2 separate regions of the Homo sapiens genome follow, and region 2 is linked to region 1. The links are chromatin loops, found by intact Hi-C in ENCODE. Cell type or tissue: CD14-positive monocyte. All regions are shown on one strand. Links, peaks and the distances in the headings refer to the core of each region. The heading gives the core; the rest is flanking DNA. Region 1 has its middle 70 kb from the start of MEX3C. Region 2 has its middle 15 kb from the start of MEX3C.

Evidence for each region. Peaks named below come from ENCODE experiments on the same cell type or tissue, not always from the same donor. Only the 100,000 strongest peaks of a DNase experiment are listed, where the experiment ranks them.
Region 2: it touches region 1 in a loop (10-fold over the local background); 2 of 110 quality-filtered maps call a loop at or near these places.

What each region holds. Positions count from the first base shown.
Region 1 is chr18:51,259,612-51,276,236 of GRCh38, forward strand. No RefSeq gene overlaps it. Among named protein-coding and RNA genes, the nearest start is that of MEX3C, 70 kb to the left of the region's middle. In CD14-positive monocyte, for the core only: no CTCF peak of the experiment used is centred there; a DNase peak (open chromatin) is centred at 7,310.
Region 2 is chr18:51,204,005-51,220,629 of GRCh38, forward strand. No RefSeq gene overlaps it. Among named protein-coding and RNA genes, the nearest start is that of MEX3C, 15 kb to the left of the region's middle. RefSeq lists a silencer at 7,795-7,894. In CD14-positive monocyte, for the core only: no CTCF peak of the experiment used is centred there; a DNase peak (open chromatin) is centred at 7,777; H3K4me3 peaks cover 1,094 bases; H3K27ac peaks cover 1,186 bases.

The DNA.
Region 1 (16,625 bases), core at 4,270-12,269:
AATACAATATAAGTCACTGTCTCAAAACACAAATTAGATCACATCAGGCCCTTGGATGAAACTCTTCAATGGCTTTTCACTCTGCTGAGGATAAAGGCAAAACTGCTTTACATGGTCTATGATCTACCTCCCTCCCCACCCTCATCCTCCTGTCCTCCTACCCACTCAAGTTCTCCAAATACATCTCATCCCACCTGTTCCTCATTTTTTCTACTCCAATGACAGTAGCATCTTTCAGTCCCTGGAACTTTTCATGCTCCTTTCTACCACAGTGCCTTTGCACAGACCTTTCCTCCAGCCTGAATGCTCTCACTATCCTTACTCCTACCTCCCTGTCTTAGACTGGGTTTTCCCAGAAGCAGACTTTGAGACTGGGACTTGAGTTTGTGTAATTTATTGGAAAGGTGATCCAGAAAGCACTGCTGAGGGAGTGGGGACAGTGAGTCAGGAAAAAGGGGAAGCCAGCACAGGTACAGTAATGAGCAGAGTCCTAGAGAGGGCAGTTGAGGCTGAGACTCACTAAGGCCTTCTGGGAAATGGCACAGAACATGCCTCTGAGTTGTCCATCCTGAGGGGTGAGAAGGTGAGTTATTTGTACTCTAATTCCTATTGACTATAGGTTGATGACTACTCCTGGGATTGCCATTTTCCTGGTACTTCTGGCCTGTCCTGTGCATGGGCTGAGGCCACTCCCATGGCCAGAGAAAGCCCTTGGGGAAAACATGTGTTTGCAGTAGGAAGCTATCCTACTGCCCAGGAATGTGGTGATAGGGGAACTGAGCAGGGGACTGGTAGCATCTGCTTCACCACGCACCCCTTCTTCATCTAATAGTTAATTCCTACCCATTCTCCGATCTCAGTTCAGCACCTCTTCCAAGAAGCACCCCCAGACCTCCCTGAGGTAGTCAGTACCCTCATAATCAGCACACCTGGCACCATGGTCCTTTCCTTTGCAGCATCTGCCACAGTGTGATTGTTTCATTAATATTTGTCTCTAGCACTGGACTACAGATAAACTGAGGCAGGGGCTGTGCCTGTGTTTACTCACCTGTGTCTTTACTGCCACCGTGGCAGCCAGCTCTGGCTTTGTGGCATGTAGGATGGATGCTCTTTAATTTTATTCTTTTTTTACCCCTAATGGGACATAAAGTTTTTCTCTTAGTCACCATTTTAAGCACAGCTAACAGTTCTCACCTTTGTTCGGATTATATTCTGTTTCTACACAAGGATTAGAACTTGGTCTTAATCAAGTCATTAGAAAATTATAGACGTTAAAAAATCCAAACAAGCACTGAAACATTGCTGTGTAGACACAGACTGAAGTGTTTAGAGATAGAACTGGGGACTGGCAGGCAGTGTGATTCTACCATGGCTCAGAGTCGCATGAAAGGTGATTTTGGCCTGTCTCTAAGGTGGAAAGAAGTGTGTTTTGTTTTGGAGACGGAGTTTCACTCTTGTCACCCAGGCTGGAGTGCCATGGCACAATCTCGGCTCACTGCAACCTCCACGTCTTGGGTTCAAGTGATTCTCCTGCCTCACCCTCCCAAGTACCTGGGATTACAGGCGCCCGCCACCACGCCCGGCTAATTTTTGTATTTTTAGTAGAGACGGGGTTTGGCCATGTTGGCCAGGCTGGTCTCAAACTCCTGACCTCAGGTGATCTGCCCGCCTCGGCCTCCCAAAGTGCTGGGATTCTAGGCATGAGCCACCATTCCTGGCCAAGAAGTGTGATTTCTACAAAAGTCTAATGAATGAAAGCTAAGGGCTATGCCATGTACTCATTGTTTTCTTCTGTGAATCAGAATAGAGCCAACCCATAACAGCTATGCGGTGTAATCTATCTTTTTAGAGAAAAGCTTCTGATGCTGTAAAGAGAGGGTGTAATTCTTGGGAGCATATTAGTCGAGACTCCAACACTGACTACTATAAAGGGAAAAACCGGATGCAAGACATGGGATGGATGGGGTGGGAGGGGGTCAGGGTTACAAGAAATATGATTGGTTCTCTTTCCTTCTCATTCTCTCCCCCTTTCTTATTCTCATCTTCTCCCCTCCACCTGTTTGATTCTTTCTGTGCTTTCCACGTTTTCTTCTACTCTGGATAGGCTGCTTTTATATGGAGGAAAACATGAACACCGGCATTCCCAAGGATAAGTAATCTAGGAGCCTCAGTAGCAAGGAACAGAATCTTTCTCCCACGATCCATACACTGGGGAATTAATTGGTCCTACTTGAGTCATCTACCTGTTCCTTGGACCAATTTCTGTGGTTAGTGACAGGGAATAGCATGATTACCCAGAGGGGATGATGTGCACCCCTGTGGTAGTGTTGGAGAGTAGGGTATTTTGATTGGCAGCCCCATCGGAACCACATGGAAGGAAGAAAGAGGGCTGCTGCTACTGAAATAAAGAGAAAATGCTAGGCACAAGAAAATGAGAGCTGTCTCTAGAAAAAGAAACTGATTAGCTTTTTAATTCATTAATTCATTCAGACACAGTTATTTATTCAAAAAAATCTATTGATTCTCTGTTATGACCAAATACTTCCAGTCATAGAAATAAAAGGTAGTTTCTCTCATTCAGTAACTCAATATGGTGGAGGAGATAGACAAGTAGACAATTAAGGTAGGAATCAGCTTTTAAGATCTTATATTATTAGAATAGCCCAACTGCAGGAACTTTAAAAATAGAATTCTTTATGTATTTCCAAAGAAGCTGGGAGCTACCATGAAAATAAGAATCGTCTTCATTCCTTCTGATTCCAGCCACAACAAAGCTAATTAGCTGTCCTTCTGCCCTTCTGGTAAAGTCTGGGTGGGAGGTGTGGGGGAATGGGGAGAAGACAGCTCAAAGAGATACTGAACATCTATTCAGACAAAGCTTCCCTCTGGTAAGGGAAGATTATAAAAATTCCAAGGATTCTCTGATTAAGAAATCTCTTAATCACCTCTCATGTGCTAGACTGCAAGAATGAACTGCTATGTCCAGAAGTTCAAGAGTCAATCATTCCTGATTTGCTAGGAGAATTTCTTAGCAAAATGCACTAAGCTTGTCAACCACCAAGCATTTATAATGCTCCAATTGTTTGATCGATCTTGCTTCTTAAATGCTGTTCTCAACCAAGTGCCCTCCTATAGAACTTCAATGGCCTTGGCCAATGTTCCACGAGACATCATCTTCTGGAATTCATATTCAATTTAGAAATTTTCCAGGGACCACCTGCTTGAGAGATAAAAATGAAAGAATATGGTTTATAATAACACTAACCAAAGGCAATCACGGCTAAGCAAACTTATTTCCTACTGAAAAACAAAAGTGATTTAGAGTGAAGTTGACCTGAGTAGTTTGTTCTAGTAATAAAGGACCATTTTCTCTAAGGTCTACAATCCTTTAACTATTTTACTGTTGCCTAACCCATGCACACGCCTCCCCAAGCATATGTTTCAAGCACTCTGCTTGCTATAGCCTTCAACACTTTAGGTCTGAGAACTTTCCCTATAGGAAGATAAAGGGCTATAACTCACAGAAGTTCTGAGATTTCTTGTGGAGAGGCAGCTTTTATCAGTTCTGGAACAGGCCTTTTAATAACATAACCTACACTCTGACATGAGGTAGCCACACCTGTTATCTCAAGCCTTCTAAAGCAGGTCAATCCTCAGAGCAGTTTCAAGGAACATCAGTGGCAGGAAGAAAAACTACCTAAATCTAACAGGAATAACTCCCTTATTGACTTAGCCAAAAAAGGCTAGCTTAGATAAGTACGTTGCAAGTCTCTAAGTTACCAAATCTCTAGCTGAAGTAATGGCAAACCTGTTAAAAGCCATAGGAAGGGTCCCTTGATATTATTTAATCCAACTTCCACCTTGAACAGTGGAAGAGCAATGAAATGACTTTCCAAGATCCCATCATGAATGAGGGGCCTAGCCCATCATGTGCCCTTCTGATGCTTTCCTCTTGGTATTAGCTACAAGTAACAGAAGAGCACAATTAATATTTATCAAACAAAAAAATTTGTTATCTTACATAGTAAGACTGGAGGTAATGAGGCTCTAGGATTGATTAGAATTTCAGTAATGTTATAAAAGTTTCAGTCTCTTCCATTATTCTCTTTTTGCTCTGCTATTCTTGAAGTGTTGAAATTTGACCTCAGGTTTGCCCTCTCATGATTTCAAGATGGCTTTAAGCATTTCATCTGCACACACCATCAACCAAAGGCTGGAATAGAACCTACCCCCAACCCATTCTTGAGACCATTTTTTGATTGGCAGTCCCATCAAAACCACGTGGAAGGAAGAAAGAAGAACCGCATGGAAAGAGTATGGAGAACTTTCCCAGAATCCCCAGATTTCTTTTCACATCTCATTGGCTGGAATTGCACAAATCAGTAGCAAGGCAAAGTGATCTACTGTGATTGGCTTAGATCAGTGGTCTGCATACCTCTGGGGATCCCAAGACAATTTTAGGGGATCTGCAATGTACAAAATTTTTCACAATATATTATTTTGTCTTTTCCATTATAATATGACTTTTCCACTGTATTGACTATTGCTGGTGGTTCAAAATCAATGGTGGATAAAGCTGGTACCTTATCATGAGTCAAGGTAGTGGCCTCAAGCTATATCAGTTTTAAAAAAGCCAATTCCACCTATGAATTCCTTGATGAAGTGGCAAAAACTCTAATTTTAATAAATTACAACCTTTGAACACACACATATTTTAAATATTAAACATTACAGCACTTCTGCTGCAAACCAAGACAGAACAACCTGTGTGGTGATTGTCTCAAGAAAGAGCACTTTTGCATTTGTTTGAGTCACCAGCTAGACTAGCCATTGTTTTTTGTTTGTTTGTTTTTTCCTGGAACACCATTTTTACTGGAAAGAACAAATGTCAGACAAACTATGGCTATTCAGACTTGGGCATTTGGCAGATATTTTCTTAAAAATGAACAAAGTCAGCCTGTCACTTCAAGGAAAATAACTAACTAATCAACAAAATGAAAAGGCATCTTACAGATTGGGAAAAATTACTTTCACATCATATATCTGATAAGGGGTTAATATATCCAAACTTTATAAAGAACTTGTATAACTCAAGTACAAGAAAACACATGACCAGATTAAAAAATGGCCAAAGGATCTGAATAGCTGTTTCTCCAAAGAAGATATACAAATAGCTAACAGGTACACGTATGAAAAGATTCTCAACATCACTGTCAGGGAAATGGAAGTGAAAACCACTATGAGCTATCACCTCACACCTGTTAAAATGGCTGTTATCAAAAAGGTAAGAGAGAACAGGTGTTGGCAAGGCTGGAGTGAAAAGAGAACCTTCGTACACTCTTGGTGGGAATGTAGATTGGTGCATCCATTATGGAAAACACTATGGGGTACCTAAAGAAATTAAAAATAGAATTAACATTTGTCTCAGAACCCCGTTTTCTAAGTATATACCCAAAGAAAATGAAATGACCACCTTGTAAAGATTTCTGCATGCTCATGTTCATTGCAGCGTTATTCTCAACAGCCAAGATGTGGTAACAACATAAGTGTCTGTCATAGACAAAGAAACTGAGGCATATATTATTCAGTTTTAAAGTGGAGGAGGCCGGGCATGGTGGCTCACATCTGCAATCCTAGCAATTTGGGAGGATGAGGTGGGAGAATCACTTGAACCCAGGAGTTAAAGACAAGCTGGGCAACATACTGAGACCCCCATCTCTATTAAAAAAAAGATTAGGCTGAGCGCGGTGGCTCACGTCTGTAATCGCAGCACTTTGGGAGGCTGAGGCTGGAGAGTTATGAGGTCAGGAGTTTGAGACCAGCCTGGCCAACATGGTGAAACAAAATACAAAAATTATCTGGACATAGTGGTGGGCACCTGTAATTCCAGCTACTTAGGAGGTTGAGGCAGGAAATTGCTTGAACCCAGGGGGTGGAAGTGGCAGTGAGCTGAGATTGCACCACTACACTCCAGCCTGGGTGACAGAGTGAGACTCCGTCTCAAAAAAAAAAAAAAAAAAAAAAAAAAGATTAAATAAATAAATAAATAAGGAGATCCTACCATTTGCAACAACATGAATGAACCTAGAGAACATTATAGTAAGTGAAATAAGACAGCCACAGAAAGAAAAATATTGCATAATCTCACATGGATGTGGAATCTAAAAAAACTGTCAAATATGCAGATATAGAGAATAAAACAGTGGTTATCAGGGGCAGGATGGAGGACAGGAAATAGGAAGATGTAAGTAAAGGATACAAAATAGCACCTATGTAGAAAGAACAAGTTTAAAGATCTAATGTACAACATGAGGACTATAATTAATAATAGTGTATTGTATCCAGATTTTTGGCTAAAGGAGTAGATTATTGTTGTTCTGGCCACAGGGAAAAGAAAAAGGTTAACTATGGAAGGTGATGGCTATGTTAACTTCTTTCACTGTAGTCACCATTTTACTACATATGTATCTTATAACATTGTGTGGTATACCTTAAATATACACAATACAATTAATTAAGAGGCAAACAACTAAAAATATATATTGTCAATGAAAATTAGAGGGTTTTTCTTGAGACAGGATCTCACTCTGTGGCCCAAGCTGGAGTGCAGTGACCTGGTGTGATCTCAGCTCACTGCAGCCTCCACATCCTGGGCTCAGGTGATCCTCCCACGTCAGCTTCTTGAGCAGCTGGGACTACAGGCGTGCACCATCACGCCCAGCTAGTTTTTGTATTTTTAGTAGAGACATGGTTTCTCCATGTTGCCCAGGTTGGTCTCAAACTCCTGGGCTCAAGTGATCTGCCCACCTTGGCTTCCCAAACTGCTGGGATTACAGGCATGAGCCACCGTGCCTGGCCAAGAATTAGACTTCTAAGCAACAATTAGAATTTCAAGACCAGGTGTGGTGGCTCATGCCTATAATCCCAGCCCTTTGAGAGGTGAGAAGATCACTTGAGCCCAGAAGTTTGAGATCAGCCTGGGCAACATATGGAGACCCTGTCTCTACAGAAATAATAAAAAAAATTAGCTGGTCATGGTAGTGTGTGCCTGTGGTCCCAGCTACTAGGGAGGCTGAGGTGGGAGAATCACCTGAGCTTGGGGGGTGGTTAAGACTGCAGTGAGCTGTGATCATGCCACTGCACTCCAGCCTAAGTGACATGGCGAGAGTCTGTCTCAAAAAAAAAAAAAAAAAAAATTTCAAAAAACTTATAGCTGCCGCTGTATTCTTGACAACTTCCCAAACCTGAAAGACCTATGTTTAGAATAGTAGTGATGTAAGTAAATTGTGGTTTTTTTGATATTGTGTAATGAAACACATCAACATTAGATCTGAGTCATTCAGTAAGCTGATGTCTTGAATGACCAAAGCGTGATGTTACACAGACATGCATGGATAAAAATTTCAAAGTTCAGGACAGAGCAGTAGATTTTAATGTAACACATATGAAAAGCTTAGTGATTTGGTTTCTGATTCAACATCACTACTAACTGCTAAGAATAAATCACTTCTTGGGCTCTTGCTGTCCAGTGTGTAGGGAGGAAAAGCCCGGTGAGGTCACAGTGAGAAGTCATCTGCAGACTGGAAAGAGAGCCCCTCCAGAAACCAGCTCTGCAGCACCTTGATCTCGGACCTCCAGCCTCCAGAACTCTGAGAAAATAAATGTTGTTTAAGGCAAAAAAAGAATATATTACTTATTAAATTTTAGTGTAGTATTAGGGAAGAATATCCACAATTATTTAAAAACTATTAAAACACTCTACATTTGAATTAAGCTAGATTCTCTTTATTTCAACAAAAACAATATTGCAACAGATTGAATGCAGAAGCAGAGAATCCAGGTGTCTTCTATTAAGCCAGATATTAATTTGCAAAAATGTAAAACAATGTCTGTTTTCTTGCTACATTTTTTCTTCAGAAAATTATAGTTATTTTTCATAAAATATTTTAGCATGTAATTTGTTTATTACTGTTATTTTTAATGAATTAAATGCTTTAAAATTTCTCAGTTTTAATTTCTTGTACAGTAAATATCAATAGGTATAATCCACATAAAAGTGCTTTGGAGATGTTCAATGATTTTTAAGCGTTTAAAGGGATGTGGAGATCAAAAAGTTTGAGAACATCTGGCTTAGGGTAATCAAAGGTCAGTTTCTGGGTAGGTATAAGCCCAGCTTCCCCTGAAACACAAGGTTCCCCAATACCTGAACAAATTGGGGTTCTCTGAGGAAGGAAGAAGAGGAGAAGCCTTTAGGGTTCCTTTGGGGCAATCCTATCTCCTCCAAGCCTCAAGTAGTATATGGCTGTTTTTCCAAAATTAAGGCCAGGAGCAGTGACTCATGCCTGTAATCCCAGCACTTTGAAAGGCCAAGCAGGGAGAGGATCAGTTGAGGCCAGGAGTTCAAAACCCACCTGGCAGGCTGGGCGCAGTGGCTCACACCTGTAATCCCAGCACTTTGGGAGGCCGAGGCGGGCAGATCACGAGGTCAGGAGATCGAGACCAGCCTGACCAACTTAGTGAAACTCCGTCTCTACTAAAAATACAAAAATTAGCCGGGCATGGTGTCATCTGCCTGTAATCCCAGCTACTCAGGAGGCTGAGGCAGGAGAATCGCTTGAATCCGGGAGGCAGAGGTTGCAGTGAGCCGAGATCTCACCACTGCACTGCAGCCTGAGCAACAGAGCAGGACTCCATCTCAAAAACAAAACAAACAAACAAACAAACAAAACCCCACCTGGCCAACATAGTGAGACCCTGTCTCTAAAAACAAACAAACAAACAAACAAACAAACAAACCGAAAGAACCTCCAAATGAACTAAAACTGAATTTGGTTTGTGCTTCTTCAGAGAATTTGAACCAGAATATTCTCAACCATAATTAAAGGAATGCAAACAAAACAATAATTAGGTAACTTTCTAAAAAATATTAGATTTGCAAAAATTCAAAAATCTGATAAATCCAGTGCTAAAGACATAGAAAAATAAGTAGGAGCATAAACTGATGCAACCTTTATTATTTTTGGGGAGAGGGATATGGAATTTGCTCATAGCTATCAAAATTTTAAATGCTTATTCCTTTTGACCCAGCATTTAACTATTAGAAATTTATCCTACAGATATATTCCAAAATACGTTAAAATGCTCATTTCAGTGTTGTTTGTAATGCTAAAACCCTGAAAATAATCTAACTGCTCATTAATAGAATATTGATTGATTTAATATGGAACATCCATGCAATGGAAGGCTAGGTTATTAAAATAAGCTATTTAGATATGTATGTGTTATTACTGAAAGATCTCCAAGGTATTTTATTAAAAACAAAAATGTAATATTCAGAGCAGTGGGTAAAATATGATCACTGCTCCAGTTGTCTATTGCTGCATAAAAATCATCCCAAACTTAGTGACTTCAAACTACAGTTATTAATTATGCTTGCAAACCTGCAAATTGGGAGAGCTTGGCAGGAGCAGCTTGTCTTATTCCACCTGGAGTTAGCAGGATGGCTTAGAGGTTGGGGGCGACCTAATGTTTAGAGATGGAATCATGTGAAGGCTTTCTTGTTCACATATCTTGTAGTTGATGTTGGCTGTTGCCTTGAATGGGGCATCCTTATGTGGTTGTCCCGCTTGCTTACAGCATGTGGCTGAGTTCTGAGAACAAACATCTTAAGGCACAGGAAATGGAAGCTACCAGTTTTTGAGGTCTTGGTCCAAACACTTGGCACAGCATCGCTTGTACTATATTCTATTTGAACTTGAGTTAAGCAGTCAGTGAGCCCAGACTCAAGGGGAGGGAATTTAGACTTTGCCTCTTGATACAAAGAGTGTCAAATAATTTAGGGTTTATGTTTTAAAACCTCCGCAATCCCAGGTATGTAAAAATTTAAAGGCACACACATGTAAAGTACAGATATGTGCAAGATTTTTTTTTTCTTCCAGAGAGGCTGCAGAAAAAACTGTTGAAGTGGGTCCAGGCATGGTGGCTCATGCCTATAATCCCAGCCCTTTGGGAGGCTGAGGTGGGCGGATTACCTGAGGTCGGGAGTTTGAGACCAGCCTGACCAACATGCAGAAACCCCATCTCTACTAAAAATACAAAATTAGCCAGGCATAGTGGTGCATGCCTGTAATCCCAGCTACTCGGGAGGCTGAGGCAGGAGAATCGCTTGAACCTGAGAGGTGGAGCTTGTGGTGAGCTGAGGTCGTGCCATTGCACTCCAGCCTGGGCAACAAGAGCGAAACTCCATCTCAAAAACAAACAAACAAACAAAAAGCAAAAAACAAAAAACAAAAAACCTGTTAAAGTATGACTACTTTTTGGGTAGAGAAAACATGGGTTAAGGATGGGTTGAGCAGGAAAAAGAAGACTTTAATTTCTGATTTTTTACCTTATTACACTATTTGAGTTTTTGTCCATGAGGATATACTCCTTTTATTTAAAAAACCCCAAAATAACAGCAACTTATCCAGGATAAGAATGAAGTCTTTCCTTGGGCCTCCATGTCAAGTATCTTATTTTATATACACAGCAATTCTGTGAGGTCATTAGGGAAGGTATGACCATCCCTCTTGTATTAGTTCATTTTCTCTTACTTTTTTTGTGAGACAGAATCTCCCTCTGTTTCCCAGGCTGCAGAGCAGTGGCACAATCTCGGCTCATCACAACCTCTGCCTCCCGGGTTCAAGTGATTCTCCTGCCTCAGCCTCCTGAGTAGCTGGGACTACAGGCGTGCTCCACTATGCCCGGCTAATTTTTGTATTTTTAGTAGAGACGGGGTTTCACCATATTGGCCAGGCTGGTCTTGAACTACTGACCACGTGATCTGCCTGCCTTGGCCTCCCAAAGTGCTAGGATTACAGGCTTGAGTCACTGCGCCCGGCCGTATTAGTTCATTTTCATACTGTGATGTAGAAATACAAATACCTGAGACTGGGTAATTTATAAAGAAAAAGAGGTTTAATGAAATCACAGTTCCATGTGACTGGGAAGGCCTCACAATCATGGCAGAAGGTGAAGGAGGAGAAAAGGCATGTCTTACATGGTGGCAGGCAAGAGACTGTGTCTAGGAGAACTGCCCTTTAGAAAACCATCAGATCTCACAAGACTTATTCACTGTGATGAGAACAGCATGGGAAAGACCCACCCCCATGATTCAGTTACCTCCCACTGGGTCCCACCCATGACATGTGGGGATTATGGGAGCTACAATTCAAGATGAGATTTGGGTGGGGACATAGCCAAACCATATCACCCGTTTTCAGATGAAGATCAGAATCTAGGTCTCAACTTCCAATTGAATATCCTTTTCCACTTTTTAATTAAGAAGAACCCAGGCCTAGAATTTGGCCTATCTACTTGGAGGGGCCGATTTTGAATGCAGTTTTAACAGGTGCAGGGAAACTGTTCATGCTTGGTACTTGAACCTGAATCCAAAACCATAACAGTAACTCTCCCAGCGTCTAGCACATTGCCTGGAATCAGTTTGCTGAATAAAGGAATACAAAAACTCCTTATTATTCAAATCTATCCTCCATTCCCTCCACTCTAAATCACAGACATAATAAAGTGGAAAATTGACCTTATTTTACTCTTGTTCAGAATGCTTCAATGTGTGAACTCACTTTCTACAAAGGTGCCAAGAACTTATATTGGGGGAAAGGACAGTCTCTTCAATAAACCATGGCTGGGATGACAGGATATCCATAGAAGAATGAAACTCGACCCCTATCCCTAGCCATGTACAAAAATAAAATCAAAATGGATTAAAGACTTTAAGACCTCATACTATGAAACTACTCAAGAAAACATTGGGGAAAAATCTCCAGGATGTTTGTCTGGGCAGAAATTTCTTGAGTAATACCCCACAAGCATGGGCAACCAAAGCAAAAATGAACAAATGGGATCACATCAAGTTAAAAAGCTTCTGCACAGCAAAGGAAACAATGAACAAAATGAAGAGACAACCCATAGAATGGGAGAAAATATTTTCAAACTACTCATCTGACAAGAGATTAATAATCAGAATATATAAGGAGCTCAAACAACTCTACAGGAAAGAATCTAATAATTCAATAAAAAATGGGCAAAAGATTGGGATAGATATTTCTCAAAAGAAGACATACAAATGGCAAACAGGCACGTGAAAAAGTGCTCAACATCACTGACCATCAGATAAATGTAAATCAAAACTACAATGAGATATCATCTCACTCAAGTTAAAATGGCTTATATCCAAAAAACAGGCAATAACAAGTGCTGGTGAGGATGTGGAGAAAAGGGAAACTTCATATACTGTTGGTGGGAATGTAAATTAGTACAACCACTATGGAGAACAGTTTGGAGGTTTCTCAAAAAACTAAAAATTGGGCTATCATATGACCCAGCAATCCCACTGTTGGGTATATACCCAAAAGAAAGGAAATCAGTATATGGAAGAGGTATCTGCACTCCTATGTTTGTTGCAGCACTGTTTATTATAGCTAAGAGTTGGAAGTAGCCTAAGTGTTCATCAACAGATTAATTGATAAGGAAAATGTGGTACATATACACAATGGAGTGTGATTCAGCCACAGAAAAGAATGAGATCCAGTCATTTGCAACAACATAGATGGAACTGGAGATCATTGAGTGAAATAAGCTAGGCACAGAAAGACAAACATCACATGTTGTCAGTTATTTGTAGGATATAAAAATCAAAACTATTGAACTCATGGACATAGAGAGTAGAAGGATGGTTACCAGAGGCTGGGAAGGGTTGTGGGGGGCTGGGGAAAGATGGGGATGATTAATGGGTAAAAAAAAAAAAATAGAAAGAATGAATAAGACATACTATTTGATAGCACAACGATGTGACTACAGTTAATAATAACTTAACTGTACATTTAAAAATAACTAGAAGAGTGTATTTGGATTGTTTGTAACTTAAAGGATGAATGCTTGGGAGAATGGATACCCATTCTCTATGACGTGCTTATTTCACATTGCATGCCTATATCAAAACTCTCATGTACCCCATAAATATATGTGCCTACTATGTGCCCACAAAAATTAAAAATTGAGAGGTCAGGCGCAGTGGCTCATGCCTGTAATCACAGCACTTTGGGAGGCCCATGCAGGTGGATCACTTGAGGTCAGGAGTTCAAGACCAGCCTGGCCAACATGGCGAAACCCCATCTCTACTAAAAATACAAAAATTAGCCAGGCCTGGTGGTGCATGCCTGTAGTTCCAGCTACTTGGGAGGCTGAGGCATGAAAATCGCCTGAACCAGGGAGGCGAAGGTTGCAGTGAGCCAAGATTGCACCACTGCACTCCAGCCTGGGCAATGGAGTGAGACTCTATTTCAAAAAATTAAAAAGAATTAAAAAGCCAAAACTAAACCAAAACAACAACAGCAATGAAACAAAATTTTTCAATGTGTTCCACCTTCACCTGTAGAAAAAGAAGTAATCTAACATCTATGTTATGTTCCAGACATTATATTAAATGCTTTGCATGAATTAACTTATCTGATTTTTTCAATAACCTTGTGATGTAAATGCTATTTTTGTTTAGCGTCTCTATCCTACAGACGAGGAAAGCAAGACAAAGAGAAGTTAAATAATTTCTCACAGCTAATAAGAGGAAGAGCGAGGCCTTGCACCAAGGAAATCTGAAATCAGAGTCTGTGCTGTCAACCACTTCATTATCCTGCCTCCAAACTTCTTGTGCCATTGACAAGGTCCTCCACTGCTAACTGGGGGTACTGTAAGCACAAAGACAGTGAGATGGGAAAATGCATGGCGCGTTTGAGGAACAGTCATGAGGCCCAATTAAGCTAGAATGGAGCTGTCAACCTAAAAAAAGACATGAGAAAATTATCCCTAAATATGTTGAGTTTAATCAGGAATAAGAAATAAGGATTATAATTCAGAATGCATGGAATGGCAAACCACCAGTGCATTGAGGGAAGGATAAGAGGAGCTTTTATTAGCAAAAAGAGATTTACATAAGCTGCTTAGAAACAGAGTTCATTGGTTCCTGAGGTTCAAAGCCAGAGTTGTCAGTTTATTGGTAGAGATCCTGTTACTGGGCAAGTGTTCTTCAGAGAACATCTTATCTGAATTACTGCAGTCCTTCAGAGTGTCTAGTGATAAACTTTATCAAATCAGGAGATGCATAAAGGATGTGAAAGGGTTTCTTATGGGGTTTTTAGAAAGTCCTTGGAAAGAGTTCTTATCTCAGATGTGTAAACGGGAGTCCTCTCCTTCATACCTTCTCTTCCTGGCCCTATTTTGCCTGGGTCTGACAAACGCAATTTCATCCTGGTATCTGCATCTTTCACAGAGCCAACAAAGGGAAAAAACATAGTTACTTTATGACAGAGAAATAGGCAGGGGGAAGATCATAGGGGCTTGCTGACCAGGGTAAAGAGTTTGGAGTTTATTTAATGTGGGATGGAAAATCCTTGGAGGGTTGAAAGCAGAAGAGTGATAAAATTTGTTATAGCTTTTTTTTTTTAAGTAAAAAAATTTTTAAAAAAATCTTTTTTTTTGTAGAGTTGGGAGACTCAGTATGTTGTCCAGGCTGGTCTTGAACTCCTGGCCTTCAGTGATCATCCTTCCACCATGTGAGCCACTGTGCCCGGCCATTTGACAGTTTTTTTTTTTTTTTTTTTTTTTTTTCTTGAAGCAGAGTCTTCCTCTGTTGCCCAGGCTGGAGTACAGTGGCGTGATCTCTGCTCACTGCAACCTCTGCCTGATGGGTTCAAGTGATTCTTCTCCCTCAGCCTCCTGCGTAACTGAAATTACAGGCGCCTGCCACTACTCCTGGCTAATTTTTGTATTTTTAGTAGAGACGGGGTTTCACCGTGTTGCCCAGGGTGGTCTCCAACTCTTGACCTCAAATGCTCTGCCTGCTTCACCTCCCAAAGTGCTGGGATTACAGGCATGAGCCACCACACTCAGCTCATTTGATATAGTTTTTAAAAGTTCCTCTGGCTAGCTGGGCGTGGTGGCTCATGCCTGTAATCCTAGCACTTTGGGAGGCCAAGGCGGGCGGATCACGAGGTCAGGAGTTCGAGTGTGCGGCACTGGGCCATTTCCTTCTTCTTGGTCCATTTGCCATTCCTTCCATTGTCTGCCCAGTGAACACCTATTGCCTTTTAAAACATAGTCACAGCCTCCTGTCTGAGGCTTTTTCCAACTCATCACCCTCAATAAAATTATCTCGTTCTTCTTTGCACCCCCACAGAACCCACCCTGAATATTTTATTTGACCACTGTGGATTAATACAAAAGTATATTTGGTTTTTGTCCCCAGTTCCTGGCACGGAGCCACTAAAACCCTTGGCATTTTCTGAGTGAGGGGAGTGTCTTTTGTTATTCATAACAAACCCCTTTCCATCACACCTGAGTTTATGCTAAGGAGGTGACTTACAGTGGGACCCCTAGGTAGCCTCAGGATGGGGCTGGTCACCAGAAAGAGCAAGTGATTAGAGGGTTGGAACTTTCAGCCTCACCTACCGACTTTGGGAAGGGAAGAGGTGAGTGCTGGAGATTGAGCTCTATAAACACTACTGAACAATCCAGAGAGCTTCTGGGTGGTGGACTCATCAAGGTGCCGGGAGGGTGGCGCACCTGAAGAGGGCATGGAAGCTCTGTGCATCACCCCTGCCGCCCCCTTCCTATCCTGCTCTATGCATCTCCTCCATTTGGCTGTTCCTGAGTTGTATCTTGGTAAATGTAAGCAAATTGCTTTCCTGAGTTCTGCCCACTGTTCTGGCACATTATTAAATGGGCTTATGGGAACCTGGAACTTTGTTGCCGAGTTGGACAGAAGTGTGGGTAACCTGGAAACCCAATACTTGCAATTGGCGCCTGAGGTGGGGACAGTGTTGTGGATCTCAGCCCTTAAACCTGTGGAGTCCGGGTAGTTAATGTCAGCATTGAATTGAGTTGAGTTGTAGGCCACCTAGTTTGTGTTGGAGAATTGACTGTTAGTATGGAAAATCCTCATATTTGTTTCTGACACCAAAGTATTGCAGAAAAAAAAAAAAACCTTTAACCACTAACTTATTTTTTTTGTGTTTCTGCCTTCCTTTTAATAACCATAAGCTCCTACGGAAATAGGAAAAAAAAAAAAGACCATACCACTGTTATTCCTGCATGCTATCTCAGAGCTGTCTGGTATATTGGACGCATTCAGTAAATATTTACTGGTAACTGAAAGAGCTAACTAATTCATATCTGAAGTTCATTTGGGTTGGTGGACCTTGTGTTGACGGTTTCAGTTTCTCACTCCTTGTTCTTTTATGATGCAATGTTCCTGAAATTTGAGAATTAACAATTTTCTAATCTTTATGAGCTTTAACTTAGTTATGATACGGTGTAATATTTTACATTTAAGGTCTATATTTATCTATCCTGCAGCATGCACTTAGCTTTCCTGATAGATAACTGAGTTAGCTCCTTAATTAAGTAGTCTTTTTCCTTTTTTCCCTTATATTGCCCAGCAACTGGTCTTGGTGTGGCTACAGTTTCTCTTATTGAGTCTGGGTGGAGACAAGATGGGACTTCAAAAATCCTGTGGCTTTTCTCCAAGTCAAAGCAATCCCATCAGGGTGAAGTTTTTGGGCAGCTGTCGGCTC
Region 2 (16,625 bases), core at 3,527-11,526, 56 kb before region 1:
CACCCGCCTCGGCCTCCCAGAGTGCTGGGATTACAGGTGTGAGCCATGGCACCTGGCCTCTCCTTTCACTCTTAGCTAAGCTAACGTCAATACAAGTTGTCCTTCAGAGCTCAGCTTAAACATCACTTCCTCTAGGGTGTCTTCCCTAACCTATTAGGTAAGGTAGATGTCCTGCAATTGGCTCTTATGGTGTCCTCTATGTCCCTAGCAACACTTTGCATTCTTTGTTCTGGAATTGTCTCTCTTCTTCTCTTCTTTATAAAGCCAGCTTTACCATAGCACTTGGTACCTAGGAGGGGCCAGTATGTCCTTGCTGACTGACCAACTAAATGGATATTATTTCAAATAAACTCAGTTCAACAGCTAATCTGAACCTTTGGCCGTTTTTGAAATATGCATTGTACTATCCCATCTTTGTGCCTTTGCTAGTGTTGTTTTTCTGCTCAGATTGCCCTGACCTTCTATCCCACCTTCCCCATCTCCACACATTTTTAATCCTCAGCTTACATTTGACTTCTTCCAACCTACATTCCTAGTCAATAGAATCAGGGCTAGTCCTTCCCTTCCTCTCCCCAGGAAAATACATATGAAGGCAACATTTCTCGTATATTTCTGTATGCTTAAACGACCCCTTAAAGTCTACCCATGGATCTCTTGGGGTTCTGTAGGCCTATGAAACAGACTGGCTAGATGTTCACTAAATCTGTTTCCTCCTCTTCCTGAGCACACAGCTAGACTACATTTCCTGGCCTCCACTGTGGTTGGGAAGACTGAGTTTTAGCCAAGTGTACAGAATTTCCTTCAAGAGTCCCTCATATTATCATCCTTGTTCCTCCTCTATCTGTGGATGTAAATGAGTATGATGAACTTGGAAGCCACATGTTAAAGATGACAGAGCCGCAAGATAAAAGGAGCTTGAGTCACCACATGGAGCAGAGGTGCCCTCCAATCAGATGTACCTGTTTCATACTTTATATGAGTGGAAAAAAAAAAGATTTTTAAGGAGTTTGAAATATATTTTTGTATACATTGGTTATAGCAGTTAGCCTATCTTTTTTTTTTTTAATTTTATAAATTTTTGCTAAGGGAGGTGCAGGTCCACACCAAGGCCCAGCCATCCCAGTTAGCCTGTCTTAACTAACATAAAACACCAAGTTAAAAACCCCTGGTTTGTAAGAAGATAGTAAAAAGCTTAGTGGTTGCCAGGGGTTGGAGGAAGGGAGGAATAGATAGGTGGAGCTTAGAGAATTTTTAGGGCAGTGAAACTACCATTTTTAATACTATAATGGTAGATACACATCTTTATACATTTGTCAAAACCCATAAAGTGTACAGAACCAAGACTGAATCCTAATGTAGACTATGGACTTTGGGTGGTAATGATGAGTCAATGTAGGTTTGTAGGTTCAAGAATTCTAACAAATGTTCCACTGTGGTACTGGATGTTGATAATGGGGTGGCTGTGTGTCTGTGTGGAGAGGGGGTACATAGGAACTCTCTGTACTTTCTGCTTAATTTTGCTGTGAACTAAAACCGCTTTAGAAAATGAAATCTACTGAAAACAAAAACAAAAACAAAAAACACAACAAAACCCTGGTTTACACATTTATAATTAATTTTTTTTTTTTTGTAGAGATGGGGGTCTCACTATGTTGCCCAGACTAGTCTCAAACTCGTGGGCTCAAGTGATGCTCCCACCTTGGCCTCCCAAAGTGCTGGGATTAGAGACACGAGCCACCATACCTGGCCAACACATTTAAAATACATAGTTTAAGCTACTTATATGCTCTAATCACAAACTGCCCAAGACTATTTCACTTTATAGCACAGAGCCTGATAATACATATTTATTTACATGAGGATCAATCTACCCAGATAACACAGCAGCTCTAAATGTGCATGCTCCAACAATAAGGCTTCAAAATATATGGAAAAAAGGCCAGGTGCGGTGGCTCACGCCTGTAATCCCAGCACTTTGGTAGGCCAAGGTGGGTGGAGCACCTGAGTTTGGGAGTTCAAAAGCAGCCTGGCCAACATGGAGAAACCACGTCTCTACTAAAAATACAAAAATTAGCCAGGCTGGTGGTGCATGCCTGTAGTCCCAGCTACTCAGGAGGCTGAGGCAGGGGAAATCACTTGAACCCTGGAGGCAGAGGTTTCAGTGAGCCAAGAACGTGCCACTGTACTCCAGCCTGGGTGTGTCTAAAAAATTGAAAACAAAAACAAAAACATGGAAAACAAACAAAACCAAACAATGTGAAAACAATAAAGCTGAAAGGAGAACTACAAATCCACAATTATAGTTGGGGACCTCAACACTCCCTGTCAGTAATTAATAGAAGTATTAGTAAACAGAAAGCAAAAAAGTAGAACTACATAACACCATTAGCCAAGAGGATGTAATTGATGTTTATAGATGACTCCACTTAACAACAGCAGAATATAACTTTTTTCCAAGTGCCCATGCAACAGTTGTATACATAGGCCATATCCTGGATTATAAAGCAGACGTCAACAAATTCAAAATAATTGAAGCTATATGAAGTATGCACTATGACTATAAAAAAATTGAACTAGAAATCAATAACATGAAGAAAACAAGAAAACCTCAATACATGAAGATTACACAACACATAATCCATGAGTCAATGAAATCTTTCAGGGAAAATAAAAAAATACATTGATCTGAATGAAAATTAAAATATAATATATGAAAACGTGTGGGATGGCCAAGCACAGTAGCTCATGCCTGTAATCACAACACTTTGGGAGGCCAAGGCAGGTGGATCACCTGAGGTCATGAGTTTGAGACCAGCCTGGCCAACATGGTAAAACCCCATCTTTACTAAAAATGCAACAATTAGCTGGGTGTGGTGGCGTACACCTACTACTACTACTCAGCTACTCAGCTACTCAGGAGGCTGAGATGGGAGAATTGCTTGAACCCGGGAGGCGGAGGCTTCAGTGAGCCGAGATTGCGCCACTCTAGACTAGGTGACAGCGAGACCCCATCTCAAAAAAAAAAAAAAAAAAAAAGAAAGAGAAAAAACCCAGAAAACTTGTGGGACACAGCTAAAGCACACCTGAGAAATTTATGGCACTAAAATATATTAGAAAAAAAGGAAAGGGTTCAAATCAATAACCTAAATCCCCACCTGAAGAAACTAGAAAAAGAACAAAATAAACCCAAACAAGCAGAAAAAAAGAAACTAATAAAGTTAAGAGCAGAAATCAATAAAATTGAAAATATGGAAATAGTAGAGAAACTCCATGTAACATATGGATCCTTAAAAACATCAATAAAATTGCTAAACATTTAGCAAAACTGAGAAAAATAAGAAAGAAGACACAAATTATCAACATTGGCAATGAAATGGGATCCCACTATAGATCCTGAAGCCATTAAAAGCATAAAAGGAGACTACCACAAACAACTTTATGTTCATAAATTCAACAACTTGGAAGAAATGGACCAACGTTTTGAAAACTATATAGTACCAAAATTCAACCAAGATTAAACAACCTAAATATTCCTATAATGATAAGGAAATTAAACTCATAACTGAAAAGCTTCCAAAAAAGAAATCTAGAGTTCTACTAAAGATAAAGAAGACATTAAAAAGTGCCTGTACTCTCACCACTCTGCGATAGTTTCAGATAACATGATTCCTGATGATCTAATGGTCAGGAAAAAAAGAAAAATGAAAAAAAGGCTGGAAGGCTGGGTGCCAGTGGCTCATGCCTGTAATCCCAGCACTTTGGGAGGCCGAGGTGGGTGGATCACCTGAGGTCAGGAGTTTGAGACCAGCCTGACCAATATATTGAAACCCTGTCTCTACTAAAAATACAAAAATTAGCCGGACATGGTGGCGCACGCCTGCGGTCCCAGCTACTCAGGAGGCTGAGACAGGAGAATTGCTTGAACCCAGGAGGTGGAGTTTGCAGTGAGCCGAGATCACGCCACTGCACTCCAGCCTGGGCCACAGAGCAAGACTCTTGTCTCAAAAAAAAAAAAAAAAAAAGGGAAAAAGAAAGAAAGAAAGATAGGAAAAAAAAGGAGTTAATGTGAAATGATCGTTTTCTTAACTTCTAAGATTCATTGATGTAGAACTGAACTTCTCTACCACTGTATTCTAACACTGACAAAAATGTCAATTTGCCATTATAACCTAACCTATGGAATACATCTTCCAGAGACCGTGGGGGACATGCAGTAAAGGGGAGTTGGCTGCTTTTTAGCTTAAAAATCACTTATCCTGTTAGTGCCTCATTTTCTTCACAGATAAAACATGAATTCATTTATTTATCTAACAGATAATTACATAGCCTCTACTATGTCCCAGGCACTGTTCTAAGTATCTGGAACACATTCGTGAACAACAACAAAAAAGATCCCTTCTTCTGCAGAACCTACACATTCTATAAGGGGGGTGGGGCACAAAAGTTAAACAACAATATATAACAAAATAAATTGTACAGCATGTTAGAAGGTGATAATGCTATATGAAAAACAAAGGCCCGGAGCAGTGGCTCATACCTGTAATACCAGTCATATAGGCTGAGGCAGGCAATCACTTGAGGTCAGGAGTTTGAGACCAGCCTGGCCAACATAGCGAAACCCTGTCTCTACTAAAAATACAAAAATTAGCTGGGTGTGGTGGCATGTGCCTGTGGTCCAGTTACTCAGGAGGCTGAGGCAGGAGAATCACTTAAACCTGGGAAGGAGAGGTTGCAGTGAGCTGAGATTGTGCCACTGCACTCCAACCTGACTGGGCAACAGAGCGAGACTCCATCTTAAAATAAATATATATACATATATATATACACACATATATATATATATATACACACACACATATATATATATATATACACACACACACACATCTGTATATATATAAACAAGAGTGCAATATGGTAAGGAGGATATCAACTACAGGGGTCTTGGGCAGGATCCTGACCCACGATGGTGGGTCAGGGTAGGCCTGATTGAGAGGGTCATGTCTGAGCAAAGATTTGCAGGTTAAGGAGTTAGCCAAGGGGGTATTTGGGGAAAAAGTGTTCCAGGAAGAGCCACACATCTAGAGTGAAGGCTAAATTAGGAGTGGAGCATGCAGAACTTTTAGGCCATTTAAAGGACTTCATTAGTTGTGCCTGGTGGTGCACACCTATAGTTGGAGGTATGGGAGAGGCTGAGGTGGAGGAATTGCTTGAGCCCAGCACTGCAGTGAGCTGAGGTGGTGCTACTGCACTCCAGCTACTGCACTCACAGAGTGAGACCCTGTCTCTGTTAGAAAAAAAGTAAAAAATTAAAGGATTTCAGCCTTACTCTGTGGGAAATGAGAAGGCATTGCTGAGTTTTAAGCAAGGAATTGGTACCAAAAAGGAAAAAAAAGTGATACTTATATATAAACATGTTGAGAATTGAGTGTAGATGACACAAAGAGGAGCAGAGTGACAAGAAACAGTGGGATTTGGGACACACTTTTGAAGACAGTGCCAGCAAACTCCAAGGTTTTTGGCCTGTGCAAGCAGAAGATGCTGTTGCTCTTAATGGGGAGGGCTGCAGGTAGAGTGAGTCTGGGGTAAATGTTTCTAGGGTTTCAAGGGTTTCATGACAGTCGGTGGCTTCTGTTGTAGCTTGAATCTAAAGGTCACTTCTCTGATTTGGTGTTTCTCACCATCTCTCCTGCCAATCCTCCTCTTTTTCTTTGCAACCCTCTAAGTCTTAGCTTTAGAGGTGGAAGGTCAACCTAATTCTCTAGGCAGGCAACGGCTGGTTCCCTTTACCTGGAGAGCCTAAATGTAAATCTCTCTGCTAAAACCTCTCCCTCAGGGCACTGGTTCTTAGGGGAGGTGGTGACTTATTTATTTTGGGTCAGGTGTAGGACTTGTTGAGTTTACAGTGGATAGAATGAATTTTAAAATATGTCAACGGTTCACTAGGACCCGAGTTGAAACTATTAACTTATTTTATTCAGGTCTTTGTGTAATTGTGATAGAGACATCGATCCCTCTGGTCAGGGTTGCATAAAGTCGTTGCACAGTAAAACTTCCCAAAGGCTACATTTTTATGTTTCATTTTCAGACTGTTGGTGTCACAGGAGCAATTAAAATTTGTGAATAATGTTTTTTCCCCCTAGATGAATAATGTGGATGGCCTGCAGTCTGCTCATATTCCTGCCAAGGGATTTAACAGGCTATTGTGTTAGTAACAATGTGGATGCAAATTGTAAACATTTATCATCTCCTAAGTTTCATGCAATTTTCAAAGCCTTGCTAGTTAAAACAGGTACTCTAACCTCCAATATAAAACAATCTTTAGATCATTTTCCATATTCCCCAAACATATTTTGTTTTCCTGTAACTTCTATTTATTATATAAAGTAACATTGTAAAATCTGGTAGAAAGTAAATAGTAATGTTTAATAAGTTTAAGGTCCTCTAAAATTGATTTCGCGTCTCTTTAGATGCTATGAACTACTATTAAGGTACATCAATAAAACATTCCATATAGTGGTATTTGGTAGTAAATTCTCTATGCGTGTTTATTAGCGGTTTATTAGGAGGTAAACTAAATATTTGCTAGTGTAAATTTCCCAATAATTTATCTATACTCTCAGCATTTTACAACTGTTATGATCTTGACTCTTGAAAATTACCAATGTAATAGGAATGTCCAAATATTTGAGTCTTAAGATCAAATTAATATTTTGCCAAAGGGGAAAAGCTTTTCAAGAATTATTATGACTTGGCATGGTATGGTGGCTCACACCTGTAATCCCAGCACGATGGGAGGCCAAGGTGGGCAGATCGCCTGAGCCCAGGAGTTTGAGACCAGCCTAGGCAATATGGTGAAACCCCACCTCTTCCAAAAATAAAAAAAAATTAGCTGGGCATGGTGGTGTGTGCCTGTAGTCCCAGCTACTTGGGGGGCTGAGGCAGGAGGATTGCTGAAGCCCAAGAGGTTGAGGCTGCGGTGAACTGTGTTCACATCATTGCACTCCAGCCTGGGTGACAGAGTGAGACCCTGTTGGTAATACAGCCCCTTGGAGGAGAAAGACACGGATCAACAAATATTGACTAACTTCTTACAAGTTATTGTACCAAACATATGGGGAATACAAGGAAATATAAGTCATGCACTAGACCACAAAAGACTCATAATCTAGGTGGCAGAATGGTTGAAAGTTAGAATGCACGAGGGCATGGAAGGCAAGGATCTAATAATTCAGTGGATGCCAGAGAAACATATTGTAGGCATTTTGAGAAGATATAATTAAAAAAAAAAGATAGTAAAGTCTTGACGGAAGTAGTGAAATTAAGCAGACATTTAGGGGAGGTGGACTCTAAATGGGTAAAAAAGAGGGGGAAAGGCAGTTTCTTGGTGAGAATTACCACAAGTAAAGACACAGAGGCAAAAGAGAAGCCCACAGACTTGGGAGCCTCAGGGGTGGGATTGGGAGGTGAGTAGACACATCTGATTACAATGAGGGATTGATATATGGCAACAAGAGGAAGCAAAACCTGGAAATTTGAAAAGGCTAAGGGGTTTAGACTCTGCTTGGAGGCCCATCTACTGTGGATGGGTTGGTTTCTTGTGTAAAGATTCAGGCAGAGTAGCGGTTAAGTCCCAGCCTCGCTACATATGAACAATGCATTACTTAATGATTTAACTTCTTTGAACTTCAGTTTCCCTTCCGTACAAGGGAGATTATATCTGCGAGCAGAGTTGTGAAAGCTGTGTGAAATAACAGTTCATTGTGATCTAGCCAAGTGAGTGGTCATGACATTAGTGGTCACTTCCTCTCTGTGGTAAGTGGGTGGGGCAGGGAGGCCACACTAAGGGCTTGTGAAGAGGAAAATGACATCATTGAAGGGATAGATGTGAGGTTTGGGGACTGTTAATTTTGTGATGGTGTGCAGAATGAACTGAAGAAAGGGAGTGTGTGTGTGTTGGAGGTGAAGGGAACATTAGACCACCCAGGAAGAACCGGGGCTGGAACTGGCTGTACTGGCTATGACCAAGCCAGCAGAAATGATGAAGCCAGCTGGGCATGGTGGTGCACACCTGTAATCCTAGGTACTCAAGAGGCTGAGGCTGAAGGATTGCTTGAGCCCAGGAGTTTGATCCTAAAATGAACTATGATGGTGCCACTGCACTCCAGCCTTGGGTGACAGAGACCCTGCCTCTTAAAAAACAAACAAACAAACAAACAAACAAACAAACAAAGCGAAAACAAAGTGAACCTTAGAGGACAGGACACAAAGGGATTTGGAGAAGATAAGCTAGATGTAAAAAATAGAATCCAGGCCCTGTGCGGTGGCTCATGTCTGTAATCCCAGCACTTTGGGAGGCTGAGGCGGGTGGATCACCTGAAGTCAGGAGTTCGAGACTAGGCTGGCCAACATGGTGAAACCCTGTCTCTACTAAAAATAAAATTAAAAAAAAAAATTAGCTGGGGCGTGGTGGCAGACGCCTGTAATCCCAGCTACTTGGGAAGCTGAGGCAGGAGAATTGCTTGAACCCAGGAGGCGGAGGTTGCACTGAGCTGAGATCGTGCCATTGCACTCCAGCCTGGGTGATGGAGTGAGACTCTGTCTCAATAATAATAATAATAAAAAAATCCAGAAGAAAAATGTATTAATTTTGGGTTAAAGAAAGAAGTATCACACTAGTAGAAGGAAATACTAATGAAGACCTATGTTAGTATTTGTGTTTGTTTCTGTTTTGTTTTGCTTTGTCTGACCAGTTTATCCAGCTCTTTCCTTTGTTTAGGGGCTCTCGTCTCACTTTAACAACATGTCTTAATCTGGCAAATCAGAGCACTTGCTTTTCTTGGCACCAGTGATTGGTGTGGAGGTGAGCATGTTATAAAGCTGGGCCGGTCAGCCTGCTCTGAGTTTTTCTACCTGACATTAAATCTTTTTGGCCTCCCTGGATATAGAAGCTAGAAGGTTGTCAATCTGGAGAAAGCTGCTGGCAGAAGCATATGAAGCCAAATGGAGACCACAAGAGATTAAAGGAGAAACAGAAAGATTTAGAAGCTTGGTAAAAGTTGATGATAATTTTATTACCTAAGGCCCACAGAGTTGCCCTGATTACTGCAAAATCAAGTTGAACAAATTGGGAAACATTTGCAACAAATACAATATGATAAAAAGGATAACTATTCTTATTACATGGACAGAGTTTCTAAATCAATAAGAAAACATTAAGATTCCAAGAGAAAAATAAGCAGAGGTCATGAACAGACCATTTGCCGAAGAAAAAATACAGAGTAAATAAGAGTCTGCCTCAATAACAAAGAAATATAAACCATGACAGGAAAGTATGATACTTCACTAATCGAATTGTAAATGTAAAAAATCTGGTAATAATATTTGGGTACAATGTGTGTGTTCTTCCACACACTGAGTGGTTATTCCACTTTTCTTGAGGGGTTTTCTTGTGGTATTAAGAGCCTTAAAAATGTCCATAACCTTTGATTGAAACATTCTATTTCTAGGATTATCCTAAGAATATAAACAAAGATGTGCACAAAGATTTGCATACAAGGATATTTATTGCAATGACATTTATGTTAGCAAAATTATAAATGTGTAATTGGGTGATGGCTGAATAGATAATGAGAAATGAACAGTCATATGATGAAAAATTATAAGCCAATAAACATCATGTTTAAAAAAAATCATGTTTTTGTACTGTATTTTTTTTTTTTGAAACTGAGTTTCACACTTGTTGCCCAGGCTGGAGTGTAGTGGTGCAATCTCAGTTCACTGCAACCTCCGCCTCCCGGGTTCAAGTGATTCTCCTGCCTCAGCCTCCCGAATAGCTGGGATTACAGGCATGAGCCACCATACCTGGCTAATTTTGTGTTTTTAGTAGAGATAGGGTTTCTCCATGCTGGTCAGGCTGGTCTTGAACTCCCGACGTCAGGTGATCCACCAGCCTCGGCCTCCCAAAGTGTTGGGATTACAGGTGTGAGCCACCGCACCCGGCCTTGTACTGTATTTTTACAATGATTGTCACATGACTCTTCCACTCCCTTTTTGTACTCCATATCTATCTTCCAGAAACATCACCTGCCTTTTCTCCTGTGGTCTCTTAATCCTATAATTGTATTACTGCCATTATACGATGCAGTTATTAACAAAAAAAAAAAGAAAAAATTCATGTTTTTGGAATATAGTTTTGTGACACAGGAAATGCTCACTCTATAATGCTAGTGGAAAATAAGTATGATGCAAATGATGTGATGTGGTCTCAATTATTATTATTATTTCTTTTTTTTCCTAGAAAAAGAAATGGGGTCTCACTATGTTGGCCAGGCTGGCCTTGAACTCCTGGCTTCAAGCAGTCCTCCCATCTTGACCTCCCAAAGCGTTGAGATTACGGGCATGAGCCACTGTGCATGGCCTAAGTATTATTATTTTGTGTGTATGTGTGTGTGTATATGTATTAGGATGTGAAATGGACTTTTTCTATCGTCTTGAACTTTTGGCCAAAGCCCAAAGCTAAGAGTAATTGATAACAAATATCCTCATATTCTCAAAAAAGGGGTTAGACAGAGCTTCACAATATTTACTGTAAATTTAAAAAAGAAAAGCCTAGTGCTCACCGTTATCACCAGCAGCAGCCTATATAAGAGATTTCTCAGAAAGGACAATTGAAGTGAATTTATGGGGGTAGAGAGTGCTTTGTGGCATAGACCCTGGTGCCTGAGACAGCTGTGGCAATATCCGAAAGTGGGAAGTTGGCTAGAGTAGTCCACAAAGTCAGGGCAAAGAGAGAGCGAGCACCAGTAGGCACAAGCCTCACTTCCACCCTTGGAGTAAGGGTATATGGATTTTCTCACAGTGTGAATAGGATGGGGTGACAAGAATGACAAAGCAGACCATGACCTGTTCCACTCCAAGCCCCTAAACTGCAGATCCTGAGCTCAGGGAGGCGGAAGTATTGATTTGACTTAGATATGGACTTTTAATGCCGGCACGTGACTCAGTGCCAATACCTGAAAATGACAGGAAAGCTATGGGATCTTCCTGAACCGTGGCTCAGGGCAGAGAATGGGGAACTGATGAAGTATGCTCCAAGGCCATGGTGGGAAGGAAGCCATCAAGCTGCTTCATCTATGGACTCCACCCAGCCCATCTTGTTTAATAATCACTCCTAAATGCATCCATCAAGATTGGAAAAAAATGTTATCTGAAATCATCTGAGTGGTGGGAGTACAGGTGTTTTTTAATGTCTTTATACTTTTCCTGTATATTTTTCAAAATTTCCAAAACTAACATGTATGCTTGTATAATTTAAAACACAAATTAAAAAAATTAAAAAAAATTTAAACCCAATCACCACCAACAAAAAACAAGACAAAAAAATAAAAGACATAGAGGAAATGGATCCAGACAAAAGGAAAGAACCAAGATGAAAATTTTAAAAGGAACAAGAATTGTCTCCTACTCTAATGATGCACACGTTGTGTCTGTATTTCTGCTGAAATACCTTTTGTCTTTCTCCCTTTTCATTTTCATACGTCCACACTAGTGCTAACTCTGGCCACATTCCCCTTAGAAGACTGCAGTGACCTCATAATTGATATATTTTCCTCTTATGCACCTCCACACCACTGACAAGCTCATCTTCTCAAAACACGTTCTCCTCTCTCTTATCTCTTCCCATGTGTTCCAAAGTAACTTTCCCACTTCAGGCCAGTTTTTTTCCTTTCCTTTTCTTTTTTTTTGAGACAGGATCTCACTCTGTCGTCCAGGCTGGAGTGCAGTGGGTGTGATCATGGCTCACTGCAGCCTTCCCCTCGGGCTCAGGTGATTCTCCCACGTCAGCCTCCCCAGTAGCTGGGACCACAGGCATGTACCACCACGCCCAGCTAAATTTTTTTATTTTTCGTAGAGACAAGGTTTTGCCATGTTGCCTAAGCTGGTCTCAAACTCCTAGGCTCAAGCAATTTGCCTGCCCAGCCTTCCAAAGTGCTGGGATTACAGGCATGAGCCACTGTGCCCAGCCCAGTTTCTTCATACTCTCTCTCTCTTTTTTTTTGAGATGGAGTCTCACTCTGTTGCCCAGGCTGGAGTACAGTGGCACAATCTTGGCTCACTGCAACCTCTGCCTCCCGGGTTCAAACAATTCTCCTACCTCAGCCTCCTGAATAGCTGGGACTACAGGCACGTGCCACCACACCTGGCTAATTTTTGTATTTCTAGTGGAGACGGGGTTTCATTGTGTTGGCCAGGCTGGTCTCGAACTCCCGACCTCAGGTGATCCGCTAACCTCGGCCTCCCTATGTGCTGGAATTACAGGAGTGAGCCACCCAGCCTGGCCCATACTTTCTTATAAAAGGCCAAGCTTAACCTTACTTGGGCTCTTGTTAATTTCCAACATTCAAAGGATTTGTCAGTCTATTTAAATTGTAACTTGTTTGCTGGAGCTACCTTGGGTCCCTCATCTTCTCTTATTTAAGAAAGCAATAGGCACTGGGTTTAGTAGTTGGTTACATGTTAAACAGAGTTCTCTGGCTTTTCACATATGTAAATAATTATAAGTTCCATCAATGAAGGTACCATGCTGTGTGCTTTTGTGTGTAGATCCTCGTGTGACACACTACAATGCATTGTTTAGCACATAATAGTTTCAGAAAATACCATTGAATTGATTGCATCTAAATAATTCTCATGGAACTATTTAATCTGTTAATACAGAACACCAAAGCTACCAGGATTGTGGAATTTAAAATAGCCCTTCAGTTCCTTTCCTGAATCTGGTAAACTTTCTAAATCATCATTTCCCTTTTTTCCACTTCAGGTACGTGGTCAGGTGAAAGTAATTTGACACCATAATATCTTAAATAAAATGAGAGTATAGACTTAGATGAGAGCAGAATAAGACAGTAGACTTAGATAAAAGTCGTTTAAATCCATTCATATTTGCAATGAAAAGAAACATTTTCATATTATTACTGCCATTTAAAAAATTACTTTTTGGGTCTCTGAACAAAGGTTATTAAAAATATAGAAAACTTTTTCACACCTCCTCCTACTCCACCATCTAGAAAAAAAAAAAAAAATATATATATATATATATATTTTTTACCTTTCTGAACAGATCCAGGGAAATATAATAGAGGTTAATACTTGTTTTCTTTACATTTAGCTTTCTTAACTTATAAGTAAGTTTATCTGACTCTACACAAGCCAAGTATTAATTAAAGTGCAAATAAGAGAGACAGATTAGACATAGACAAAGGCCGAGGGGTCTCTCAAATCTACAAAAGGGCCCTATCTAATAGGATTGACAAACATTCAATATTTGTATTCAGAATTCCATAATAATAGTGTATTAAATTGGATTTGACCTCATTAAGTACAATACTGATCAAATACTGATCTAGCTTTAGTTGTTAATCGTTTTTTAAAAATTCCTTATTTGACCTCACCCAGAAACCTGACAGACTTTTCTTAGTTCCCACCTTCTCTTCCATTAGAACCCCCAAATCCATTGCTCTCTGCAGCATCAGTGCAGTAGTGTAGACTCTGTGATGGGAGTCCTATCCGGGCTGAACATGCCATCAAGGCCTGTCTTCTGAGTTGACACACAGGGGAGCAGCCTGAGTCTCTGGAGGAGCCCAAAACCCTGAGGCAGCCCTTCTGAACTCCCCTGCCTGTACAGCCTGCTTCATCTCCCAGAGTCACATCTTTCTGTTTCCCTCATCCCTTTTAATTTCATTTTTGTTCTTTTGTGGTTTTTTTGAGACAGAATCTTTCTCTGTCTTTCCCAGGCTGGAGTGCGGTGGCACGATCTTGGTTCACTGCAGCCTCTGCCTCCCCGGTTCAAGTGATTCTCCTGTCTCAGCCTCCCCAGTAGCTAGGATTACATGTGCATGCCACCACACCCTGCTTATTTTTGTATTTTTAGTAGAGATGGGATTTCACCATCTTGGCCAGGGTGGTGTCGAACTCCTGACCTCAGATGCTCTACCTGCCTGGGCCTCCCAAAGTGCTGGGATTACAGGTGTGAATGAACCATTGCACCCAGCCTCATTTCATTTTTGACAGGGTTTCACTCTGTAGTCCAGACTAGAGTACAGTGGTGTGATCACAGCTCACTGCAGCCTCTACTTCTTGGGCTCAAGTGATCCTCTTACCTCAGCCCTCAAAGTGGCTGCCCCTGTCCGTTAAAAAACAAACAAACAAACAAACAAACAAACAAACACTCTCTAGGCTTCAGGCAATTCCCTACCTTTGGGATGGCAAGCAGTGGAAGGTGAAAGCTGGGTTGTTCCTGCTGATGGCAGTGGCAGAGTTGTGATCCTGGCTGGAACTTAGAACTCACTTCCCCATGGCAACCATAGAACCGCAGGATATTGTTAGGTAGGTTCTATCATATGTGTAGAACTCCAGATGAGGTCTGTTGGTCAAATAGAGTTTTGTGAGTTCTCCTGAGCACCTACCCACCACTCTTTAGTTTGTTTAGGGAGGAAAATGGCTCTGAGTTCCAAACAATTGACCATAAATCATCTTTGTGTAGAGGGAGCCCCAGGGGCATAGGTCTAGAATGTTTCTCTGCTATGGACTCTGATAGGTGTGTGGGCCCCTTTGAGTGGCTTCGCTCACAGGACGCCCACTCCAAGCCCAAGACTCCTGAGTCATTAGGGTAACCAGGAGTCCCCTCTGAGTGAGCACCCAGAAGGGAAATACAGACCTGAGGGAGGAGAGGATGCACATGAGCTTGATGTAAGACCTTCGCTGGAGGCAGGAAGAACAGGAGGCTAAGGGCTGGTGAGGGTGGAGGTTTCCAGAAGGCCTTTTGGCCTAACCGCTAGAGATGTTAACAGTGTTATATTGTTAAGCTAGTCCCTGTAGACTTGTGCCAGGGTTGTTGGCAGGAGGGTTGTAATGAAAAGCAAGTGGAGCGAACTATATCTTTAGAGTTCTTTAAGTAATGGAGGCCAGGGTAGAGTTATCTTGTGATGAGTAATGGAATACATCACGGGGTTGTGTGTGTGTGTGTGTGTGCACGTGTGTGGACACATGCACACCCCATCTCCAAGTACCATCACATTGGGGGTTAAGGCTTCAACATATGAAATTGGGTATGGAGTGGGGCATGCAATTCAGTTTATGGCATCTCTCACATCAGAAACCTGTGGGTCAGTCTAGAATTGTTCCTTCTCATCACCCCACTCAATAGATAAGTAGATCATTCAGCTGGAACAAATAAATGTTCCTTGGCTACAGTCAAGGCGATACCCAGCTGGTGATGACAGGGCTGTGACAGTGGCAGCAGGGAAATGGTGAAAGAACTGGAGGCCACCAATAAGGTAGGGGAAAGAATGGTCATGACCACTTATGAGTCTGTGTGGAGTCCCATAGGATCAGAACAAAGAGGTTTCTGGGGGACTGGGATTCAGAGATTGAGAAAGAGGGGTCTAATCTAGACTTATCAAATAAATAATGTTCTTGATACTCTTTTGATTGTGCCCTGGGGAAACTTAGCTGCTTTTATCTTTCTCTTGGTACATAGTTCAGGGTCATGCATGAGGGAGCCCTCAATAAATGTTACTGGCAGCCTAAATAAAATAAAATAAAATAAAATTAGTATATAATAAAACTAAATATATTGAGGTTCAGACAAAAGGCAAAAAACATTGTGTGCTGTAATACTGAAGATGCACTGTGCAGTTTTGAAATCTGATTTTAGTCTTTGTCATTTATGAATATCGCTGTTAAACATGCCCATCCAATCTTTGTCTTTAGAGAAGCTCAGTAGAATTATGAAGAGAAACCAGTGTTCACTGTGATAGTGTAAAGCTGGTTTTATAGTCTTTAGAAGCGGTTCGCTAGGGCTCTGAGCCTCCTCTCCTAACACATGGTGCAGTGGGTACTGCTGTGTTGGTGAGTTGGCGGGACAATTTAAATGGTGTGATGGTGGTGGGTGGGGGTGGGGAGAAATTCTTTATGCGAAGTGTAATGTGTTTTCCAGCTTTTGCCTCCTGTTGCTTGGTCTCCCAGGAGTTTTGAGTGAAGTGTGACTGCAGAATTTGGCTCTTCTGTCCAAAAACTTCAACCTACTTGTTACTGTTTGACATATGAGTTGAGGCCAGGGCCGAAGGAGAGACTCTATAATAGATGAAAATGTATGCCATGAAGGTACTTCATAAATGCCAAATTATCTTATGGAAAGTGTCCTTTCATTGTCCTTTGATTTAATATTTATTGAGCTCTTATTACATGCCAGGATTGGGGTCCGCTCTTTGGAAATATCAGAGGTGTCTTCAAGTTTTTGTGTTTTTTTGACTATAATTCCTCAAAAGAAGGGACTTAGACTATCTCATTCATTTTTCTGATTCCTGTGGGATCTCTTTCCAGGAATTTTTCAAAGTTGCAAGGAAGGAGTAGCTCTCTTTCTTCTTGGATTCCAGAACTGCTGGTGGAATATCCCTTGCCACTTGAAGGGCTTTGAGAGAATGAGCCCAAATACAGGTGAAGCCAAAGGGTGAGAGGGAAAGAGAGAGACAGAGGTCAGGACAGAGAGCTAATCCTGGTGCTTTTGGAGTTCAGTTTTGAAGAAGTTTTCTCAACCCCTACTTTCCACCATTTGGTGAATT